Linked DNA regions of Homo sapiens: region 2 is linked to region 1. The links are chromatin loops, found by intact Hi-C in ENCODE. Cell type or tissue: ovary. All regions are shown on one strand.

Region 1 (8,000 bases):
GGGATTACAGGCATCTGCCACCATGCCTGGCTAATTTTTTGTATTTTTGTAGTAGAGACAAAGGTTTCACCATGTTGGCCAGGCTGGTCTCAAACTCCTGACCTCAAGTGATCCACACGCCTCGGCCTCCCAAAGTGCTGGAATTACAGGCATCAGCCAAAAACAGTTTCTATTAAAGATGATAAGGGGAACAATATGGAATTCCTTACTTGATTGCACTTAGTAATAACATTCTACCCACTGGATAGGGAGAAGAAGCAGTAGAAAGATTTCTTGAGGGGATTTCTTTATGGAACTCCCCAATTAGCATTCTAGCTCTGTCATTAGTTAGCAGCGCCATCTTGGACAAGTCTTATCTTGGATATTACCTGCTATGACCTCAGTTTCTCTTCTGTCAAATGAGAGGATTGGTTTGGCTGATTCTCAGATCCTATTCAGTCGTAATAGGCCTTGATTCTTTTTATGACCTTAAGATATTTGACAAAATAAGTCATTTTTGGTTCTTATATTTTAAATAACATTCATTATAATATGGTAATACTTAACATTCTTGTTTTCATCCTGAAAATATTTTTCTCTTATAATGTTTAAACTGTATCTTGGATAGGAAGAAGAACTATTACTATCCCCACTTTTCAGATAAGGAAATTTAGGAAGGTTCCATAACTGACCAAGTGGAACAAAGGCAGCCTTAGACTAATTTACTGATCTTTTTTTTTTTTTTTTTAACTGTCACTGCATTGGCCGGGCTGGTCTCACACTCTTGGTCTCAAGTGTCCTCTCACCTCAGCGTCTCCAAGTGCTGGGATTATAGGCATGAGCCACTGCTCCTGGCCTTATTTACTGGCTTGAAGCCCTGCCATTGCCACTGGCAGGCATGTCACTGAAGCCTGGGACGGGACACTGCAGTACAGAGTGTGAGAACAGTTCAGCTGAACTACCTTCACTTCAAAGCCAGGAGCCTGTATTTATTTATTTGTTACTTTTTTCAATAGATACAGGGTCTCACTATGTTACCCAGGCTGGCCTTGAACTCCTGACCTCAAGGGATCCTCCTGCCTCAGCCTCCCAAAGTGCTGGGATTACAGGTGTGAGCCACTGCACCCAGCCAGGAGTCTGTATTTATATCCCCTCCTTGTACTTGCTCTAATTGTATTCAGAAGAAAAGCTGTACGTGGAAGTGCCAACCTTTCAGGAAGTGGCTACAGAATAAAGTATGACACTCCATCAAGTTAAATTAAATTAAAATCACATCTGATTAAATCATTTTAAAAGATGAGCCTGGCATGGCAACACTTTGTGTAACCACCATAGCTTTGCAGTGAGTCATGGTGAGATGTACTCCCGGTGTTATATAATATACAATGAATTCTTTGAAAAGTGATCAAAATTTCCAATACACAGTATTAAAATAAGTACTGGATTAGGTAAAGGAACAGAGCCATTTTACTGCAGTAAGATGAACCTTTTTTCATTTGAATAGCACAGAAAAATATATTGCTGATCTTTTTGCTCTTCCTGGCTTCCCCTTCACATTGCTGTTTGAATGCTTCGTCTGGAATAACTTAAAAGAGGAAGAATTCCATGGTGTCGCATACAGAAGGCCTTTCTCTGGGCAGTGCTTGTCAGTTCTCTATGTAAATAGGGATAACAAAGACCCCAAGAGATGAACAGACAAAGGACAAAGTAGACAATTCACAAAAGAGGAAATTCAGTTGTTTAACAAACAGTGGGAAAAGGTTCCATCTCACTAGTAATCAAAGATATGCAAATTAAAACACTACTGAGAGACCCAAAGTGTTTGGTTGGTTGTTTTTTTATGACAATACAGTAATGGCATCAGTGTGAAAGCTGCTTTCTTGCACATTGCTAGGAGCAGTGTAAATGGACTCAGCTCTGTTAAAAAAAAATTGGCAATGATACAAATAAAAGACAAAGCATTAAAAATGTTTATGCTTTTTGAACTACTAATTTCACTCTTAGGGATCCATCCTAAATAAGCCTAAATATGAAAAATATTTTGTATACACTAGAGCATGCATCACAGTGCTACTATTTGTAATAGCAAAAGGAAAAACTAAATAAATGTGTGATATGTTAAAGTATGGCTCACTATACTGAAACATGTGAAGCAATTAAAATTGTTTTATGAAGTGTTTCTAATCACCTAGGAAAAGACTTATGTTATCATGTAATATGAGAGATGAGGTCATGAACACTATGAAACACCCATGAAAATAAACAGGTTTTTTTAAAGATGAAGAAAACAATTATTTTTTTAAAAAGTAACTATGAAAGAAAATACACTAAAAATGTTAATTTTTTTTTTTTTTTTTAAGACGGAGTTTTGCTCTTGTTGCCCAGGCTGGAGTGCAATGGCGCAATCTCGGCTCACCACAACCTTCGCCTCCTGGGTTCAAGTGATTCTCCTGCCTCAGCCTCCGGAGTAGCTGAGATTACTGGCATGTGCCACCATGGCCCGCTACTTTTTTTGTATTTTTAGTACAGACGGGGTTTCTCCATGTTTGTCAGGCTGGTCTCAAATTCCCGACCTCAAGTGATCCACCTGCCTCAGCCTCCCAAAGTGTTGGGATTACAGGCGTGAGCCACTGCACCCAGCCAAAAATGTTAATATTAGTTGTCTTTAGACTGATGTCTTTTTACTTTTCCATATTTTCAAGAATTTTATATTGATTCCTTAGGACATTTACAGTGAACATAAAAATGTTAGAGAGAGAGAAGAGCTTAACATTTTTCATTAGAGCACCCTTAAAAAAAATATTTTCTAAGGAAACCTGAATTGCTTAGATCTCATCTCTTTTTTTTTGTTTGTTTTATGTACATCTTCGCCTATATTAGATAGATCATTGATGTACTTACCAAAACAAAAGGAAATGGTCCTGCTTCCTATGAAATTGTGTAAGCATGTGCCCTAATAACCACCTTTGTTTTAGTTCTTTCCAGTCTATTTAAAATTCTGGTCTTTATCTGACAAGCTGGAACTTCTTTACTTCTTTTTTTTTTTTTTTTTTTTTTTTGAGACACAGTTTCGCTCTCGTTGTCCAGGCTGGAGTGCAATGGCGCGATCTCAGCTCACTGCAACCTCTACCTTCCAGGTTCAAGCGATTCTCCTGCCTCAGCCTCCTGAATAGCTGGGATTACAGGTATGCACCACCATGCCCAGCTAATTATGTATTTTTAGTAGAGATGGGGTTTCTCCATGTTGTTTTTATTTTTTCCTTAACTTTTTTTTTTTTTTTTTGAGACAAGGTCCAGGGTCTCACCCTGTTGCCCAGGCTGGAGTGAAATGGCAGGATCTTGGCTCACTGCAAACCCTGCCCCCCAGGCTCAAGCAATCCTCTTGCTTCGGCCTCCAAGTAGCTGGGACTACAGGCATGTAGCCTTGCAGGCATGCAGGCATGGGCCTGGATAATTTTGTAATTTTTGTAGAGCTGGGGTTTCACCATGTTGCCCAGGCTGGTCTCGAACTCGAACTCCTGAGCTCAGGTGATCCATCCCCTTCAGCCTCCCAAAGTGCTGGGACTGTAAGCATGAGCCACCACGCCAGGCCCATATTGTTATTTTTCAAAAAGAAAGAAAGGAAAATGGTAAAAATAATGATAAATATTGGTATTATTTAGTCTCCAAAAAGAATAGCATGACCTTTATCAGAGGTATGTCTAGTTCTCAGAAAAAGAACCCAGAGCAAGAGAAAATGACAGATATTTAATAGGGGGCGAAAGTCTTTTTACATAAAACCTGTCAAAAAAGAAAATCGTGTTGTAATTTGGGACTGTAGCCTGCTGTCAGTTATTTACAGGAGTTTGAATAGCATTGGGTTGGGTTGTATTATGCCACCTAAAATCCAAACCAAATAGGTGTACCCAGTTAAACAGACTTGGGAAGAGAAGTGTGAAGTGTCAGCAGGATTCTTGAAGTCATGGTGGAGGGGAAGAGAAGTGGCCTGCAGATTTCATCAGCAGTTCTTCCGGTTCCCTCCTTTTTCCTAAAATAATCTCTCTGAATTTATCACTTCTGTTAGGAACATACAATATGTTTTTGGTACAGATTCTACTTAAATATCAACAATTTTTCCACTCTGTCAGCTGTTCTATAATATGTGATTCTGAAAACAAACCAAAAAAAAATAACAAATACTGGAACGCTTTCTGCTTTTAAAGTTTGCTCTTAAATGATGTGACCCCTTTTATGATGGATGTTGTTAGCTCCAAGGGTGCCAGATTTAGCAATCCATTATTTATCCTCTTCTCCTGGGACTCATCGTTTTTCCTACATTACCACATTTCACGTTCACAGCCCTTTTAATGCTCACACCCTGCACTGTTTTGTGTACATTCCATTCATCCTGCTCAGCCATTATGGGTTATTGCCATCTGGTGGAAAAACAGGGTTGACTACCAGATGGTAGTTTTGAAATTCCGGAAGTGAAATGAAGTTGTTTTCATCAGGGAAAAACACATTTATGTCTCATGCATATTCTGGTGTTCTAAAACAACGAGCGTTTTTCTGTTCCATTGCACATGGGGAAGTATACAACGATTTCAGCTGCTGAACACATTAAAAAATTGACTTTCTATATACACTACACAAAAATCGTGCTTGTAAAAAAGTTAGGTCCCCTTTTTATTTCTTTTTTCTTTTCACTCTGTCAACCCAGGCTGGAGTACGGTGGCAAGATCACAGCTCACTGCAGCCTCAATCTCCCAGGCTCGAGTGATCATCCCACCTCAGCCTCCTGAGTAGTTGAGACTACAGGCTCACGCCAACACAACTGGCTAATTTTTTTAAAATTTTTGTAGAGACGGGGTCTCACTACATTGTCCAGGCTGGTCTCAAACTTCTGGGTTCAAGTGATCCTCCCTCCTTGTCCTCCCAAAATGCTGGGATTATAGGCGTGAGCCACCGTGCCCAGCTGTCCACCTTTTTAAGTAATCCTGTGATCATAAAACAAAAATGACAAAACAAAATAGAGCTAAAATGTCTCAACTGCTTATCCCTTCACTAGGAAAAAATGCAGTATTAGATGTTTTCTACTTTTAAGTTCTATTATATAATAGCACACTTGAGTCATTAAGCAATTTTAGGGTATTAGTTCTTAAAATGAGATTCATTCACATTCAAAATTTAGCATAGTCTTCAAAGTGACAGGATGAATATTAGTCCAAAATGACTTAGGAGTTTCTCTTTCTCAAATTGTCATAAAATTTACTAACACTGTTACAATCCTTTAACATCTAAATTAGGCCAGGTACAATGGCTCATGCCTGCAGTGCCAACAATTTTAGAGGCCAAGGTGAGGAGATTGCTTGAGCCCAGGAGTTCAAGACCAGCCTGAGCAACATAGCAAGATCCTGTCTCTACAAAACATTTTTTTTTAATTTTTAAAGAAAAATAAAAATCTAAATAAAATGAGGTAGTAGGCCTGAGCTCCTCAAAACTATCAATATTATAAAAGACAAAAAAAGGCAGGGGGGGTGTGGTCAGGGACGGTGGCTCGCGCCTGTAATCCCAGCACTTTGGGAGGCCAAGGCGGGCAGATCACTTGAGGTCAGGAGTTCAAGACCAGGCTGGCCCACGTGGTGAAACCCTGTCTCTACTAAAAATACAAAAATTAGCTGTGTGTGGTGGCACGTGCCTGTAATCCCAGCTACTCGGTAGGCTGAGGCAGGAGAATGGCTTGAACCCAGGAGGCAGAGGTTGCAGTGAGCTAAGATTATGCCACTGCATTCCAGCATGGGTGACAGAGCAAGTAAGACTCTGTCTCAAAAAAAAAAAAAAAGGCGGGGATTTTCACAGTCTGTTCAGGCTTTTATAACAAAATACCATAAACTAGGTGGCTTACCAACAAGAGAAATTTATTTATCACAGTACTGGAGTCTGAGAAGTCCAAGATCAAGTTCCCAGCAGATAGCAGGGAATTGGTGGCCCATGCTTGTAGTCCTAGCTACTTAGGAGGCTGAGGCAGAAAGATTGCTTAAGCCCAGGAGTTTGAGGCTGCAGTGACCCATGAGCACGTTACTTCACTCCAGCCTGGGTGACAAAGCAAGACAAAGCGATACCCCGTCTCTAAAAATGAAAATGAAATTACAAATGTTTTAAAGAAGGTGCCAGCAGATTCAGTGTCTGTTAAGAACCCACTTTCTGATTCATAGATGGTGCCTTCAGTTGGGTCCTCACATGGTGGAAAGGGCCAATGAGCTCCCATGGGCATATATTACAAGGTCTCTAATTTGGTATATGAGGGTTCACCTTGGGGTTTAGGATTTCAACATATGAATTTTGAGGGATGATAAACATTTTGACCATCACAAGGATTGTTGTGGTTAAAAAGATATTAATGAGACATAATTATCAACCATATTCTTTTTTTTTTTTTTTTTTGAGACAGAGTCTCGCTTTCTTGCCTAGGCTGGAATGGAGTGGCGCGATCTTGGCTCACTGCAAGCTCCGCCTCCCGGGTCCACGCCATTCTCCTGCCTCAGCTTCCCGAGTAGCTGGGACTAAAGGCGCCCGCCACCACGCCCGGCTACTTTTTTTTTTGTATTTTTTAGTTGAGACAGGGTTTCACCGTGTTAGCCAGGATGGTCTCGATCTCCTGACCTCGTGATCCACCCGCCTCGGCCTCCCAAAGTGCTGGGATTACAGGCATGAGCCACCGAGCCCGGCCTTATCAACCGTATTCTTGATTGGATTGTGAATCTAGAAAAAGAAAAGCTTTAAGGATAATTGGAGAAATTTGAATATGGGCTGTATATTACTATTATTACGTCAATTACATTTCTTAGGTAGAACAATGCTGTTGTGGTTATATAAGAGAATTCCCTCTTCTTGGGAGATGCAGGATGAATATTTAGGTGTGGAACTTACTTTTTTTTTTGAGACAGAGTTTTGCTCTTGTTGCCCAGGCTGGAGTGCAATGGCACGATCTTGGCTCACCACAACCTCTGCTTCCTGGGTTCAAGTGATTCTTCTGCCTCAGCCTCCCGAGTAGCTTGGATTACAGGCATATGCCACCATGCCCAGCTAATTTTTTGTATTGTTACTAGAGACGAGGTTTCGCCATGTTGGTTCAGGCTGGTCTCCAACTCCCGACGTCAGGTGATCAGCCCACCTCGGCCTCCCAAAGTGCTGGGATTACAGGTGTGAGCCACCGCACTCGGCCAGAACTTACTTTTAATTGGTTGAAAAATATAAAAAGAGAAATAAAGCATCCATGGCAAAATATTAACAATTGATTAATCTAGATGAAAGGCTTATGTATGTTCATTGTTCAGTTTTCTCAAATTTTAGTTAAGCTTCACATTTTTAAAAATAAAAACTTGGGAGAAAAACACAATTGAAGAGAATGGTCCATTAAAAACCTTCAAGAGAGAAGAAATCCTTTGTCAGCACATAAAACAAGATGCCACTGACACAATGGCTAATCCACTGAGTGCATTACTTTAATTATAGGCCGGTTTACCTTATTACTAGACATCAGACTATATGGAAGGTCATTCAGTAGGATCAAAAAACATAAGTAGTTTCTACTTCCGGCCATGATGGAACAACAAGAATTGGATTTACCTTCCTACCTTAACCAGGAAACTGGATAAAAATACATGAAACACCGGTTTCCAGACATTGGACAACAGGAAGCTCAGGACAGTATTTCCTAGGAGAAGGAAAACAAATGAGATGAACCCTATCTTTGTCCCAGCTTACTGTCTAGAGAGTGTCTAGGCTGTAGCTCATGGAGGGGAAAATGCAAACAGTAAAATAAGTAGATGAAAAGTCTGTCAATAGAAATAAACCTTGAAATGGCACATATGATAAAGTTAATAAAGACATTAAAACAATTAAAGAACCATGACAAAGAGATACACAGAAGATAATAACCTATGTTGAACTTCTAAATATGACAAATACAGAAATCTACACTGGATGATATTAACAGCAAACTGGAAACCACAGGAAAAAAAATATTAGTGGATTTGAAC
Region 2 (8,000 bases), 1.2 Mb before region 1:
ACTATATGTGTTTTTTGTCTATTATGCCAAACACCACCCTGGGCAGGCTTTTTAAATTATTTATTTTTTTGTTGTTGTTGTTGTTTGAGACAGGATCTTGCTCTGTCACCCAGGATAGAGTGTTCACTGCAGCCTCGACGACTCCTGGGCTCCAGCAATCCTCTCACCTCAGCCTCTTGAGTAGCTGGGACTACAGGTATGCACCACTACACTCAGCTAATTTGCACTCAGATGGTAGAAGGTGGGGTGAACAGGCACTGTTAGTGGGGGTGTCGAAGGCATTGACTCCTCTGAAAAGCAATTAGACAGCATCCGCCATGAGAACTGGAAATGCTTATGTCATTTGCCCCAGTAATTCCACTTCTGGAAAATCTAGATTATGGAAGTTCACAAAATACAGAAAAAGCTCTACTCCCAAAATGTTAATCCCAGCATTGTTTATAATAACAGAAAATTGGAACTAACCAGCTAAGAAAATATTTATGAAAAGTTTGGCATGATATACCACAAAACACATATAGTTATCACAGTTTTTATTTTCCTTTCTTTGTATTCTTTCTACAGTTTCTAAAATGGGAATGTACTACTTTTCTAATTATAAAAATTATGCTATTTTTAAAAAGACATTTGGGGCTGGGCACAGTAGCTGACACCTGTAATCCCAACACTTTGGGAGGCTGAGGGGGGGCTGATCACTTGAGGCCAGGAGTTCGATACCAGCCTAGCCAACATGGTGAAACCCTGTCTCTACTAAAACTACAATAATTAGCCAGGCATCCTAGTGCACACCTATAGTCCCAGCTACTCAGGAGGCTGAGGCATGAGAATTCCTTGGACCTGGGAGGCGGAGGTTGCAGTGAGCCAAGATCGCGCCACTGTACTCCAGCCTAGGCAACAGAGGGAGACTCTGCCTTAAAAAAAAAAAGAAAAAAGAAAAGAAAAGAAAGAAAGAAAAGACATCTGGGGCAAGGCATGGTGGCTCATGCCTGTAATCTCAGCTGTTTGAGAGGCCCAGGTGGGAGAATCATTGAGGCCAGGAGTTCAAGACCAGCCTGGCAACATAGTGAGAACTTCCCTCCATCTCTACAAAAATTAGCCAGGAGTAGTGCTGCATACCTGTGGTCCCAGCTACTCAGGAGGCCAAGGTGGGAGGATCGCTTGAGCCCCAGAGTTCAGGGCAGCAGTGAGTTATAATCATACCACTGCACTCCAGCCTGGGTGACAGAGTGAGACTCTGTCTCAAAAAGAAAAAGTAAGAATCACAATAAAATAAAAGACATTTGATAATCAGTGGGTTTCTATTCCACAGTGTATGAACGTTACATATTTGGTCACTGCTGGGATGTGTGAGCATGATCACATCATTGATTGACTTCTCTGAACCTCAGTGGCCTCACCTGTGAAATGGGGGCACTAACTTTCACCTGTCTGCAGGCATGTAGCCAAATCAGGTGCCATTTGAAAGACTTTTCCAGTCCCGGTGCCTTCAAACGTCTGCTGCGAGGCCATTTTTTCTCAGGGTGTGGAAGGAGCATGATAAGGGTGATTAGGATGGGCTTATTGGAGGAACGAGGAGGGCAGAGACTGCTTTTCCACTTCATGGCACCGAGCGGGTGATAACAGAGGACTGATTCAGCCACAGCAGCTACCCGAGCCCTACCAGGGCTGTGGAGCCAACTCTCTCAGCAGGAGTTTCAGAAAGCAAAGGGGTCGGAGCTCCATCCTTCCTTCCTCGCAGACTGTCACCCTGCCAGCTCTCATTCACCACAGGGCTATGTGATGCTGGCCCTCAAAGCTTCCTTGGCAGAGGGTGCATCTGCAATCCCCTTCCTGTAAAATATTTGAAGTGCAAAGGGCCCTGCAAGCAGAACCCCGCCCTCTTCTCCATTCTCCCTTCAGTGGGTATGAGAGGAAGACGGGCTCTTCTGTTTAGAAAACGCTGTCTGGGACCCAGGAGCTGGAATGGAAATGCTGAGTCCACTTGGAGCCTGGTGTGACAGTGACAGATGTCTCACATGGCAGACACGGAGCTTGGGAGCAAACAGGTGCAGGCACTCGAAGGTGGTCTTCTACATGGGATTAGCAGCACAGGCAAACGAGTAACTTTCAATCATGTGATTCTGCATGGGGCAAATCTTGAACATTCTTAGAAAGCTGCAAGCCAAGAAATCTGCCTAGGCTGGGCATGGTGGCTCATGTCTGTAATCCCAACACTTTGGGAGGACTGAGGTGGGAGAATCGCTCGAACCCAGGAGTTCAAGACCAGCCTGGGCGACATAGCAAGATCCATCTCTATGACAAATTACTTAAAAATTAGCCAAGTGTAGTGGTGCACACCGGTAGTCCCAGCTACTCAGGAGGCTGAGGTGGGAGGGAGGATCGCTTGAGCCCAGGAGGTCAAGGCTGCAGGGAGCTGAGATTGCACCGCTGTACTCTTTCCTGAGTGACAGAGTGAGATCCTGCATATAAATAAATAATAAATAAAGCCGGGTGCGGTGGCTCACCCTGTAATCCCAGCACTTTTGGAGGCCAAGGCAAACAGATCATGAGGTCCGGAGTTCGAGACCAGCCTGGCCGACATAGTGAAACCCTGTCTCTACTAAAAATACAAAAATTAACCAGGCATGGTGGTGCGTGCTTGTAGTCTCAGCTACTTGGGAGGCTGAGGCAGGAGAATTGCTTGAACCCAGGAGGCGGAGGTTGCAGTGAGCTGAGATCACGCCACTGCCCTCTAGCCTAGGCAACAGAGTGAGACTCCATCTCAAATAAATAAATAAATAAATAATAAATTTTAAAATATATACATAAATTTAAAAGACTGCCCAGCCTCAGCCTAGGACCAGCCAGGAGTGCACTGGAAGGGCTATAGGAGCCATCTGCCCGTCCCAGCGACATTCCATGAGACAGGCTGAGCAGGGGTGTGTGGAGTCAGTGGCCTCAGCCAGCTCCACCAGCCACCGTCTGCTGACTATACGGCTTTGGGGAAAGCATCTGATCATCTTAAGCGCTAGTTTCCTCCTTGATAAAATGAGAATCACCGTGGCACCTACTGTGTGGGGCGGCTATGCGGATTAAATGAGATGATATGTGGAGGGCACTTACCCCGGCGTCTGGCACATGGCAAGAGTGCAGTCCATTGCTAACCATGTTTTTTTATTTGTTTTGTCTTGTCTTTTTGTTTTTGTTTGTTTTTGTTTTGAGACGGAGTCTCTCTCTTGTTGCCCAGGCTGGAGCGCAAGGGTACAATCTCAGCTCACCGCAACCTCCGCCTCCCGGGTTCAAGTGATTCTCCTGCCTCAGCCTTCCAAGTAGCTAGGATTACAGGCATGTGCCCCCACGCCCGGCTAATTTTGTAATTTTAGTAGAGATGGGGTTTCTCCATGTTGGTCAGGCTGGTCTCAAACTCCCGGCCTTAGGTGATCCGCCCACCTTGGCTTCCCAAAGTGCTGGGATTACAGGCATGAGCCACCACGCCTGGCAACCGTGTTTGTTATAAAGCTCTTCTTAGAGCCCTGCACTCCTGTGGGCAGTGAGGGGGATACAAAAGGTTAAACCACATCCCTACCTTCAGTGAGCTAGGACTATCCCCAGGAAACAGTTAAACAGTTAAGCAGTGGGTGATTCAATGCAAAAGCAACCGGAGGCAGCACAACTATTTATAATAGCAACGAGCTGGAAGCAACCCCAGTGCCCAGCAATCCTGTAATGACTAAGAAAACCCCAAGACGTTTGCACGGCAGACCACTGCAGAGCCAGTTGAAAACAGGCATGGAGCTGATGTCCATACATGGAAATGTGCCTCAGAAATAAAGGTTTCTAGAAGGAGATCACATAACAACACGTGCACACGATTTCCCAAGATGTGGAAATACATGTAAAGCCTCCCAGAGAGGTCAAAAAAGAACCTGGAGGGATGGAAGGACTTTAAAGTTGGATGCTCATCTGGTGATTGATTTATTTTTCTCCCTGAAAGGTTACCTAAGCACCTAGTATTTTAAAAAGATAATGGTGCAACTAGAAAGTGTTAGGGTTCAGAGAAGAGAGGGAGGTATGGGGTATCCGAGTGCTGAAGAAGGCTTTGCAAAGGTGCCGGTGTCTAAGCAAATATTGAACCACTTGTGGATTTTTTTTTTTTTTTTTTGAGAGGGAATCTTGCTCTGTCACCCAGGCTGGAGTGCAGTGGTGCAATCTGGGCTCACTGCAACCTCTGCCTCCCGGGTTCAAGCAATTCTCCTGCCTCAGCTTCCCAAGTAGCTAAGAGGACAGGCACGCGCCACCACACCCAACTAATTTTTGTATTTTTAGTAGAGACGGGGTTGGCCAGGCTGATCTTGAACTCCTGACCTCAAGTGATCCACCTGCCTTGACCTCCCAAAGTACTGGGATTACAGGCACGAGCCACTGTGCCTGGCCCATTTGTGGATTTGAATAAAAGGGACAGAGTTGTCCCAGTGGGACAGTTTGTGTTCCTCCCCTTCACCAGTCTTTTTTGCTGAAGAAATGAGTTAGGTGCTATTAAAGGCAGCATGAGAAGCAGATGCAGGAAAGAACTGGGCAGCCCATCCTTCTCCTTAGGGCCGAAGGGAGTTGAGGTTAAGTGTTTGTATGTTGGACAGTCGGGCTTGTCTACACCAGCTGGCGGACTTCCTACCAGGCTCTCACCTGGAGGCCTTTCCAGCTATCCTGATTGGCCGTGTCTTTGGGAGAACAGAGGCCCATGTGGTGCTCTCCCGGCTGGAAATTTTGCATCCTTGAAGACCTGTAAGTCTCCACACAGGGTCCCATAGACACCAGGAGGTGAACTAGTGAATCAGAGGAAGTCCCCTGCATCTTGTCTGACCGGTGAAGGCTGCCGACTGTGCCTCAGATCGCCCACACCATGAACGAAATCTCATGGGGATTTCTAGGCTATTGTCTCCCTGGTTTAGTTTATGGGGTAAGTCAACCACTGCTGTGTGGGTCTGGCCGGCCTCCAGCGATCATCAGGTCTTGCGTCTGGTTTCTGTCCCCATCACATGAATATGGATGCACCAAGAAAGGACACAGACATTGGATCCCAACAGACAGACATGGGTTTGAATCCTGACTCTGCCTCTTGACGTCTCTGTGACCTTGAGCAGGTTTTCTAACCTCTAGGGGCTCCAGTAACTCACCTACAACCTGGGGGATCCCATGCCTTCCTACAGGGCTTCAGGATTAGCAAGTGAGTGTGCCAATGTTTGGCTCCAAGCAGACACTCAATGAATGGTGAGAAGCGCCCTTATTCTTGGAATGGAAGCATTCCTACTTCTGTTAGACAGCCGTTGGCCACAGATATAACCATGTGGCATGCATGTGGCCCCTGCCTACTCCACACACTCTCACTAGGCAAGTCCTGAGCCATCCAGATTCAGAACTTTCTGACCAGCCAACGGCTTTGGACAGAGTCTGTGGAAGGTAAGACCCTCTACAGGGACAGGATCAGCTGCTGCAGGCAAGCATGCTGGCCAGAAGCTGCTGCTTCCTAGGGGACGAGAGAGCTACTGCTGAATTTGGCTGCAAATCGCTGCTAGGATTCCCATGGGTGCACCTGCTACCCAGGGAGCACCTCCAGAGTGGACCAGCCACCTGTGCCATAATGAGAAGCATAGGCCAGGCACAGTGGCTCAGGCCTGTAATCCCAGCACTCTGGGAGGCCAAGGTGGGCAAATCACTTGAGCCCAGGATTTCAAGACAACCCTGCGCAACATGGTGAGACCATGTCTCTGTGAAAAATAAGCTAAATTAGCCAGGCGTGGTGGCTCACGCCTGTAATCCCAGCACTTTGGGAGGCTGAGGCGGGTGGATCACCTGAGGTCGGGAGTTCGAGACCAGCCTGACCAACATGGAGAAACCCTGTCTCTACTAAAAACACAAAATTAGCCAGGTGTGGTGGCACGTGCTTGTAATCCCAGCTTCGTGGGAGGCTGAGGCAGGAGAATCGTTGGAACCTGGGAGGCAGACGTTGCAGTGAGCCCAGATCGTGCCACTGCACTCCAACCTGGGCAACAAGAGCGAAACTCTGTCAAAAAAAAAAAAAAAGAAAGAGAAAGAAAGAAAGAAAGAAAGAAAGAAAGAAAGAAAGAAAGAAAGAAAGAAAGAGAAAGAAAGAAAGAAAGAAAAAGAAAAGAAAAATAAGCAAAATTGCAAAATTAGCTGGGTGTGGTGGCACACACCTGTGGTCCCAGATACTTGGGAGGCTGAGGTGGCAGAATCACTTGAGCCTGGGAGGCGGAGGTTAAAGTGAGCTGAGATTGCATCACAGCACTCCAGCCTGGGCAACAGAGCAAGACCCTGTCTCAAAAAAATAATAATATATATATGGTCTTTTTCAGTTCCTGACACAGAACTCTTAAAAGCCTTGGAATTTCCTGAGGGATGGGGGTGAGAGGAGGTGACTTTTGTTCTAATTATGCGACTCTTGCTGGGCCCCTAGATTGTTTCAGGATGGGGGCTAGTCACAGAAAGACCAAATGTTGCTTAGAAACCTGGAACTTTCAGCCCCGCCCTCCAAGCTCTGGGGAGAGGTGAGGAGCTGGAGATTGAGTTAATAACCCATCTTGCGACCAGGCTGGTGGTTCACACCTGTAATCCCAGCACTTTGGGAGGCTGAGGTGGGCAGATCACGAGGTCAAGAGATGGAGACTATCCTGGCCAACATGGTGAAACTCCGTCTCTACTAAAAATACAAAAATTAGCTGGGCATGGTGGCACGTTCCTGTAGTCCCAGCTACTCAGGAGGCTAAGGCAGAAGAATTGCTTGAACCCGGGAGGCGGAGGTTGCAGTGAACCAAGATCGTGCCACTGCACTCCAGCCTGGCGATAGAGCGAGACTCTGTCTCAAAAAAAAAAAAAAAAATCAGTCATGCCTACGTAACAAAACCCCCATAAAAACTCCTAAATGATGGAGTTCAGAGAGCCTCTGGGTTGGTGAACACATTCTTGTGCCAGGAGGCTCTTGCACCCCAACTCCGCAGGAACAGAAGCTGCTTTGCTCAGGACCCTTAAGGACCTCATCCTATGTACCCTCCATCCACCATCATGGGAACCCTCAATTTATAGCCAGTCGTTCAGAAGTACTAGAAGCCCAGGACGTGCAACCCCATCAGGAGCAAGTGCAGTTTTGTGGGACTGAGCCCTAAAACCTGTGGGGTCTGTGCTCACTCCAGATGGTTAGTGTCAGGATTGGATTAAATTTTTTTGAAGTTTTAAGTTCAGGGGTACGTGTGCAGGATGTGCAGGTTTGTTACATGGGTAAATTTGTGTTATGGGGATTGGTTGTACAGATTATTTTATCACCCAGGCATTAAGCCTAGTATCCATTAGTTATTTTTCCTGTTTCTCTCCCTCCTCCCATCCTCCACCCTCCAATAGGCCCCACTGCATGCTCTTCCCTTTTATATGTCCGTGTGTTCTCATCATTAGCTCCCAATTATAAGTGAGAACATGCAGTATTTGGTTTTCTGTTCCTGTATTAGTTTACCACATGCACAAATATGTTCATTGCAGTGCTATTCACAATAGCAAAGACATGGAATCAACCCAAATGCCCATCAATGGTAGACTGGATAAAGAAAATGTGGTACATATACACCATGGAATACTATGCAGCCATAAAAAAGAATGAGATCATGCACTTTGCAGGGACATGTGTGGAGCTGGAGGCCATCATCCTTAGCAAACTAACGCAGGAACTGAGTTAAATTTTTGAACACTCAGTTGGTGTTTAGAGAATCAGATAATTGGTTATTAGTGTTGGAAAATACCCCACCATCTAAACTTCAAAGTGACCAGGAAGTCACTCCCAGGGAGTGAGGGAAACATCTGTGATATTTCCTTTAATCTATTCTTTTCCTTCCTCAACACAATCTCATTAATGAATGGCCTCAGGCAGGGGCAAAAAGTGATCAGGGACATGTCCGAGAACCTTCCTTTGGAGCTATATAGGTCTTCACCTCGTATTAGGAAAGGCCAGGCTATCT

What was found. A loop is a pair of places that touch in the nucleus more often than their neighbours do. Peaks named below come from ENCODE experiments on the same cell type or tissue, not always from the same donor. Only the 100,000 strongest peaks of a DNase experiment are listed, where the experiment ranks them.
Region 2: it touches region 1 in a loop (7-fold over the local background); 4 of 110 quality-filtered maps call a loop at or near these places.

Annotation. Positions count from the first base shown.
Region 1 is chr10:31,943,413-31,951,412 of GRCh38, forward strand. All of the region lies in intron 2 of LOC107984219 (a long non-coding RNA gene), which reads left to right. Among named protein-coding and RNA genes, the nearest start is that of ARHGAP12, 19 kb to the left of the region's middle. In ovary, a CTCF peak has its summit at 4,427 (motif pointing left); no DNase peak of the experiment used is centred here; H3K4me3 peaks cover 482 bases; H3K27ac peaks cover 471 bases.
Region 2 is chr10:30,733,332-30,741,331 of GRCh38, forward strand. No RefSeq gene overlaps it. Among named protein-coding and RNA genes, the nearest start is that of LINC02644, 14 kb to the left of the region's middle. RefSeq lists enhancers at 3,794-3,843, 4,998-5,087, 5,148-5,217. In ovary, no CTCF peak of the experiment used is centred here; no DNase peak of the experiment used is centred here.